Regions from separate parts of the Homo sapiens genome. Here region 1 is linked to region 2. A link is a contact called in ENCODE Hi-C or POLR2A ChIA-PET data. All regions are on one chromosome and are shown on one strand. The core of a region is the stretch at or near the end of the contact, and the rest is flanking DNA. Distances in the headings are between cores, read along the strand shown.

The links. Hi-C counts contacts between places; a loop is a spot of excess contacts on that map. ChIA-PET counts read pairs that join two places held with the same protein, here RNA polymerase II (POLR2A). Pooled maps may share reads with other maps.
Region 1: a pooled map shows a loop between it and region 2 (3-fold over the local background). The contact joins two enhancer-like sites. A Hi-C loop is called at or near these places in 1 of 50 pooled maps. POLR2A ChIA-PET finds 5 or more read pairs at or near these places in 2 of 52 experiments (PC-9 and activated CD4-positive, alpha-beta T cell).

What each region holds. Positions count from the first base shown.
Region 1 is chr7:4,711,176-4,714,977 of GRCh38, forward strand. All of the region lies in intron 1 of FOXK1 (forkhead box K1), which reads left to right. Among named protein-coding and RNA genes, the nearest start is that of FOXK1, 31 kb to the left of the region's middle. RefSeq lists an enhancer at 93-625. Within about 2 kb of position 1,641, at least 11 of the 41 ENCODE cell types and tissues checked have a DNase peak (open chromatin) inside an H3K27ac peak, as active enhancers do; they include PC-9, where a contact is called at or near this core.
Region 2 is chr7:2,862,002-2,865,558 of GRCh38, forward strand. No RefSeq gene overlaps it. Among named protein-coding and RNA genes, the nearest start is that of GNA12, 19 kb to the left of the region's middle. RefSeq lists enhancers at 413-1,059, 1,708-1,837 and a silencer at 2,615-2,694. Within about 2 kb of position 1,795, at least 39 of the 41 ENCODE cell types and tissues checked have a DNase peak (open chromatin) inside an H3K27ac peak, as active enhancers do; they include PC-9, where a contact is called at or near this core.

The sequences.
Region 1 (3,802 bases), core at 391-2,890, 1.8 Mb after region 2:
CCCGGGCAGCATGTGCCCAGCTCTGTTCAGGAAGCGTTGTGCTGGTGTGCCCTCCTGGGTCCCGACACCTGGGGGTGTTTTCACAGGGTGGGAAGGCTGAGTGTCCTGGGAAGCGTCCATGGGATGTATCAGTCAGGGAGGCTGGGCGCAGTAATAAACACGCCCAGAGTGGAAGGGCTTCCTGTGAGAGGGTGTGGCAGTCCGGGGGTGGGTCCCAGCCAGCCGCCAGCTCTCCCTGGAGTGATTCCTGGATGTTGAGGAGGGAGAGATCTGGAGTTAAGGAAGATGTGACTTTCTCAGTGGCCCTCAGACGTCTTGGCAAGTGAAGAGTGTGAAGAGGTGTGCCCCATCCCATGGCCACTGGAGAACTGGCAGAAGCTCCTAGAGCAGTTGGATGGGGAGATCAGAGTGGGTCTCAAGAGTGCCACTCCTCGGCATTGTGTGGATGGGCGGTAGTGAGAATAATTACTAAGGGCGTCATACCCTCTCGTATCTGCATCACCCATAAGGGGTGGGCAGTGGTGCTGCCGTGTCTTGTCAGGAGGCCAGCTCTGTGTCACCCACCAGGCTGGGCTCAGCCACAAGTCGGCAACGTAGTGCCTCCAGGGCAGATGCCACGGACCGTAGAGAAGCAACGCAAGGTCAGAGAGAAAAGATTGCGGCCGGCCGGTGTCAAGGCGGGGGACCTGTGAGCTGGGCCTGGAGCTGAGGCAGAACTTGATGGACTATGACTCAAGGTTGAGATGGGGCAGGGACTCCGGGGGAGGGGCAGAGGGCAGGTGCCGCCGAGCAGGAGGGAGGACGCGGCAGGTCACAGAGCCCACCAAGTCCGAAGCTGGAAGTTCAGATTCTTTGATATTCAGAGGTGGATCATCTGTGCTTTTTTTTTTTTATCAGTCTCTCACTTTTTATCCATCATCTAATTGTGACAGCTTATTTGCCTTTATACCATAAGATGGGGAGTAGGGTTGAGATGAAATCCAAGCATCGTTTCCCTTCCCCGATGGTCGCCTCCCTGGGGTGAGACGTTCGACGTGTCAGACTTCACCAAGAGCATCTCCCGCCTCGGTGCAGTAATGGACTTGGAAACGATTTACTCCGGCACTTGGTTCCTGTCTCCATAAATGCGGCTGCTTTAAAGGGAATGTAAAAAGGGCTGTAAATTGGTATTGATTGCCGGTGGTCTTGAAGAACCCCAACTGAGGATTGACCGTTCCTTGGAGTGAAGGCTCCGCATTCAGACGCCTTTCGCCTTACGTCATCATAATTGAGAAGGGAAAGGAGACGTGTTAGTTTCAGTCTGATTATTTACCATCAAGGCATAAACACTTCTCAGAGGCAGCTGAACCCATTTGTCCTGCCCCGCGCGCTTATTTGAGAAGGAACACGGAGAGTTGTTAGAATCAAACCACCGCTCTCTGAATTCTGGGTGTATTATTGCAGTCTCGAAAAGACTGGTCATGTTTGTCTTTAAGTGTACCAGCGATCAGGCTTCTCATTTTACACCTCAAGGGTTTCCGATCCTCTTACCTCGCTCATCTGTTGCCCTCTCAGATAGGAGATACTTGGTTCTGTTTATGCTGCAGAGTGTGTTCAAATCCGTTTATGATTAAATACTGCTCAAACAGCCAGGGCAGGGTTTATTGACACACAGCGGCGTGATGAGGATGGAGTGGTAGGGGATGAATCATTGCTCTCTGTTCTGTTTATTTCCAGTTGACAAGAGGTGACATTTATTTTTAAATCGTGCTCAGAGCTCTGTGACTTCTGCAGAACTCCAAACGAGATTTCATTTTTAAAATACATTAAAGAGGGGCGATAATGACCAGTGCCAGCAAAGGGGGCATGCCTTCTTCCTGGCCCCCTTAGGCCGATAACTCCACATCTGGAGCTCATAGATAACTTTGGTTCAGGTCATTTAATCCAAGTACATTTGTGGCTTGAAAAAAGAATTCTTTTCCTGCCCTATTAATTTGCTAGTTACTTACATTTTGAAATAGTCAACAAAGTTCATAGCTGTGGTCACAGCCCATTGTGTAATTTTAAAGTCGTTGAAAATTATTATTTCTTTTCTGTACTGATCGTAACAGTGCTCTGTGCCAGGCCCCAAGCTAGGCTCTGGGGTTGGGGCGGGCTGGGATTCCCGCTCACTGAGATTCCCGCTCACTGGGATTCCCGCTCACTGGGCTTGGTGTCGCGGAAAAAACGAAGGCAGAGAAAGAATTAGACCACGGTGCAGCCACTGCAGCTTCTGGGCCGGGAAAGCCCTGCGAGGTCAGCTCCCTAAACAAGAGAATTTGCATAACCACCGTGTTTTTTTTTTTGTTTTTTTTTTGAGGCGGAGTCTTGCTCTGTCGCCAGGCTGGAGTGCAGTGGCGCGATCTCGGCTCACCACAACCTCCCCCTCCTGGGTGCAAGTGATTCTCCTGCCTTAGCCTCCCGAGTTGCTGGGATTACAAGCACGTGCCACCACGCCCAGCTAATTTTTGTAATGTTAGTAGAGACAGGGTTTCACTGTGTTGGTCAGGCTGGTCTCCGACTCCTGACCTCGTGATCTGCCCGCCTTGGCCGCTCAAAGTGTTGGGATTACAGGCGTGAGCCACCGCACCCAGCCCCGTGTTTTCTTTTGAGTTTTTTCTTTTTTTCTTTTTTTCTTTTCTTTTTTTGGAGACAGAGTTTTGCTCTTGTTGCCCAGGCTGGAGTGCAGTGGCGTAGTCTTGGCTCACTGCAACCTCCACCTCCCGAGTTCACGTGATTTCTCCTGCCTCAGCCTCCCAAGTAGCTGGGATTACAAGCATGCGCCACCACGTCCGGCTAATTTTTTGTATTTAGTAGAGACGAGGTTTCACTGTGTTGGTCAGGCTGGTCTTGAACTCCTGACCTCGGGTGATCCACCCACCTCAGCTTCCCAGAGTGCTGGGATTACAGATGTCAGCCACTGTGCCCAGCCTCTTGATTTCTTACCCATCTTTAAGATGGTTTTTAAAGTTGTCTATTTTTGAGCCCTGAAAACTGGCCCGTAACTCCCAAATCTTGTCACCTTTACAAGACAGAACAAGGAGAGAACAGAGATCATCTTTTCATGTTGACCCTATTTTCACTGTGTGTGTCTGTTTGTTTGTTGAGACAGTCTCGCTGTGTCACCCAGGCTGGAGTGCAATGGCGCGATCTCAGCTCACTGCAGCCTCCACTTCTGGGGTTCAAGTGATTCTCTTGCCTCAGCCTCCCGAGTAGCTGGGATTACAGGCGTGTGCCCCCATGCCCGGCTAATTTTTGTTTAGTAGAGACCGGGTTTCGCCACATTGCCCAAGCTGGTCTCCAACTCCTGAGCTCAAGCTATCCGCCCACCTCCGCCTCCCAGAGTGTTGGGATTACGGGCGTGAGCCACCAGCCTGGCCCCTCTTTTCACTTTGAAAGGAAAAGTTTAGGTTTAAAGACATTACTTTTGTGTGTCAAAGTAGGAGTGCGTGCTTGCTTTGCTTTGTTTTTTCAAGGCTCATCTTAAGGATTTTGGCTTACGTATTTTCTAAGTAGGCGTTACATTCCCGCGGTTCAAAACTCAAAAGGTATGCGGTTAAAAATTTTGTTTTGGTTTTTTTTCCTCTCTCTCATCTCAGTTTCCCTCCTTAGAGAATCAGTTCCCAGCGTCTTGCAAAGGAAGGGCATAAAACCCAGATGTTTTGTCCACCTGAGTCCGATTTCTCCAGAGAGCTGCGATGAGCATCATGCTTTTGTGTGCTTTTGGGAAGTCTGCGTGCACGTGGAGTTGTGTGTATTCAGGGAGTGTCTTGTTGTAACGTGG
Region 2 (3,557 bases), core at 545-3,044:
AGCCAGCCACGGTGGTGCTCACCTGTAATCCCAGCTACTTGGGAGGCTGAGGTGGGAGGATCACTTGAACCTGGGAGGCGGAGGCTGCAATGAGCTGAGATCGCACCAATGTACTCCAGTCTGGGCAACAGAGCAACGCTTGGTCTCGAAAATAAATAAATCAATAAATATAGTTGTTAGATTGTATTTTTAAGGTGTTTATTTTTTATTGTTGTATTGTTATTTTAAGAAATATTTTCCATCCCTGGGTGATTGAATCCATAGATGCAGAACAAGCAGCTATGAGGGGCTGAGAGTGTGTGTGTGTGTGTGTGTGTGTGTGTGTATACATAATTTATTAATTACATATAAAAAAATCTCCTACTGGTTTTGTTTCTCTGGAGAACCCCCAACTAATACAGTACTAGTTATGCCTCTCCCAGCTAAGGTCCCAGGAAGTACAATTCTACCCATTACCCTTAAGACATCACAGATGATCGGTCAGTACTAATAAGTGCTGTACGGTTATTGGACAGATTCGAGTTAACGTATGGAGAACAGGCAGGGTGCAAAGTGCATCCTGGCGTAGACCCCAGCTCTGCCAGGCACTAGCTCTGTAGGCTCTTGAACAACTTCCTTACCTCCCTGTGCCTTGTTTTCTTTTTTTTTTTTTCCCGAGACGGAGTCTCTCTCTGTTGCCCAGGCTGGAGTGCAGTGGCAGGATCTTGGCTCACCACAACCTCCACCTCCCGGGTTTGAGCAATTCCCCTGCCTCAGCCTCCTGAGTAGCTGGGATTACAGTTGTGTGCCATCACGCCTGGCTAATTTTTGTATTTTTAGTAGAGACGGGGTTTCACTATGTTGGCCAGGCTGGTCTCGAACTCCTTACCTCACAATGCGCCCTCCTCGGCCTCCCAAAGTGCTGGGATTATAAGTGTGCGCCACCGCACCCGGCCCTTGGTTTTCTATTCTGTAAAACGGAAGTGACCCGGTGGAGATAAAGGGGTAAATGCAGAGAATGAACTCAGAACATGCCGGTCGCCTTGGCAGTGCTCGCTAAGTGTTTGCATTTTTTTCCCTCCCTGTAACCGCTAGACCACCACGGAACTTGCATTTTTTGCTACTGGATGACAGGTCTTCCTCCTCTCCCAGGGTGGCTGTCTGGCAGGTTTCCCCACTTCCTGCAGTCTTCTCTGCCCTAGGGGACCAGTAGCCATGTTTCTGCCCCAACAAGTAACCTCCTTGCCCTGTCCTGGCTCCCGGGATCCTTCCTCTGGTGGTCTGCACGGGCCACGGCGCTCAGGGTGCCGCAGCGGCAAAGTGGGCAGTGGTCGCCCGTGTTCCAGGGAAGGAGGAGGGTGAGGGCGCCTGACCTCAGAGACCCCCAGAAGGTATCTGTGGGGGCACAGATGACCAGGAGCCCTGGAGTTAGTTCCATTTGCTGGCTGTGACCTTGGAAAGCCAGCAATGATTCAGGACCGGCTGCACAATTTGTGCAAAATGAAAATGTGGGGCCTCTTGTCCAAAAAGTATTACGAATTTCAAAACAGCCACAGCAGAGCACCACGCCGAGCAAGGGCCCTTCTCAGTACAGACCCTGAGCCTCCCGAGAGTGTGAGTGCTGGGGAAATCTGGGGAAAGAGGCCAAGGCTGTCCAGAGCCGAGCCCCTCCCTGGGGATTGTGTCTGGGGCCCGCAAACTCCCCAGGCGGAGGGAAGAGCCAGTCCTCCGGAGACGCTGGGCACCGAGCCTCCTCCAGGCCCGGAGAACGAGCCTGTAGCCTGTCGCTGTTTGCTGAGGGCCCTGACCTCTGTGGGAACACACAGGAAGTGGTTCATTTTCTCCCCACCAGTGACTCACTCCCGTCAGCCCTGCCCTTTCCAATCTCTGCTTCCTGTCCCTTAGCCTCAGCTTGGGTAATTCTGGGCAATAGAAAGGCCAGTCTGGTTGAGTCTGAAACTGCCATCTCACATGCAATTTCGCACTCATCTTGTCCCCCACTGAAGGGCTGGCTTAGCCTTGGCCGGAGAGCCCTGGAGAAGGAGGGGAGAGGTCGGGGGGACTGGCTGCGGTCCTTCCTCTTTCTCCTGGCTTCTGGGGTTGGGAGGGGAAGAGGAGGAAGAGGAGGAGGAGGAGAAGGTCTGGAGTGTCGGCACAATAGTAATATCAATAACAATAGCAGCTAATATTTACTGCAAGTGGTTCTCTGGGTCTGGAGATGCTCCAAGCACTTTTCTGACCGTAAGTTATGGCATTAAGTTTTGTAACTAGGAGGTAGGTCCTGTAATAAGGTCCTGTTGTAATTCCCATTTTTCTCTGTTGAGGAAACAGGCTGAGACAAGGTAGGTAATGTGCCCAAGGCCACAAAATTAGGAGGTGGCAGAGTCAGGATTGGAACCCAAGGTCTTCCTGATTCCACATCCGTTGCCCAGTCACTCCACTGCCTCACTTTCGCAAGAGTCCATATAAAGTTCCTGAGGTTGGGGCCTGGGACCTGTGGCAAGGTAAGTGTCCAGGGATTCAGCTAAGATGAGGCTTACACTTTTTTTTTTTTTGATAGAGTCTCTCTCTGTTGCCCAGGCTGGAGTGCAGTGGCAAGATCTCAGCTCACTACAACCTCTGCCTCCTAGGTTCAAATGATTCTCCCACCTCAGCCTCCCGAGTAGTTGTGACTACAGGCATGTGCCACCACGCTTGGCTAATTTTTCTATTTTTTGGTAGAGACGGGGTTTCACTGTCGGCCAGGCTGGTCTCAAACTCCTGACCTCAAGTTATCACCCCGCCTCGGCCTCCTGAAGTGTTGGGATTACAGGCGTGAGCCACTGCGCCCGGCCTGAGATGAAGCTTATTGAGGGTACTGAGAAAGATTTTTGACTCAATTTCTGAACCTTGTGAATTCTCACAGCACTTAACAGTAAGGAATTATCTGATATTTACATGCTTGTTATCTGCTTTCCTCATTAGGATGCAAACTTCATAAAACCATTTTGTTCATCTCTTCCTGATACCTGGTATGCGCTCACTAAATGCTTGGGAACGTGAATGAATGAATGAAACGTCTTCTGACGTGATCCTTGTATCTACATCTCCTTGCTGCGGCCAAGTCTCAGGTGCACCCTGAGCTCAGTGGTGGTCTTGCCTTTGCCCAGAGTGGGATGGGGTCCAGGTGGGGTGTCCCAAGCAGCCTGAAGAACATGACTCGAAATTCCCATCTGTGACCACCAGGTGTCGCTCATGCCACACAAGGAAACCCATAGATGGCCTCTGCTGAATTAGGGGTGCAGCGGGTGGGGAAATCTCATCTGTGACCACAGATGAGTTATCCAGGCTGCCATTTGTTCTCATTAGGTCCTGGATTTCCTCCTCAGAACCAGACAGATGTGATCAGCATTGTGGGCCGAGGGCCGGCACCTCCCCACCTCCCCGGCTATGGGTAGCTGTAGGGTGTCAGGGAGGGGATGCTGGGGTTCAGGCCCCGGATTCCATCCAGCTGCAGCCGTGTCACTGCCACTCCTCCTGCCCCCAAGCTTTGGCCTTGGCTGCCCAGGTAAGGCTGGCCCGGCACAGCCATTCATCAG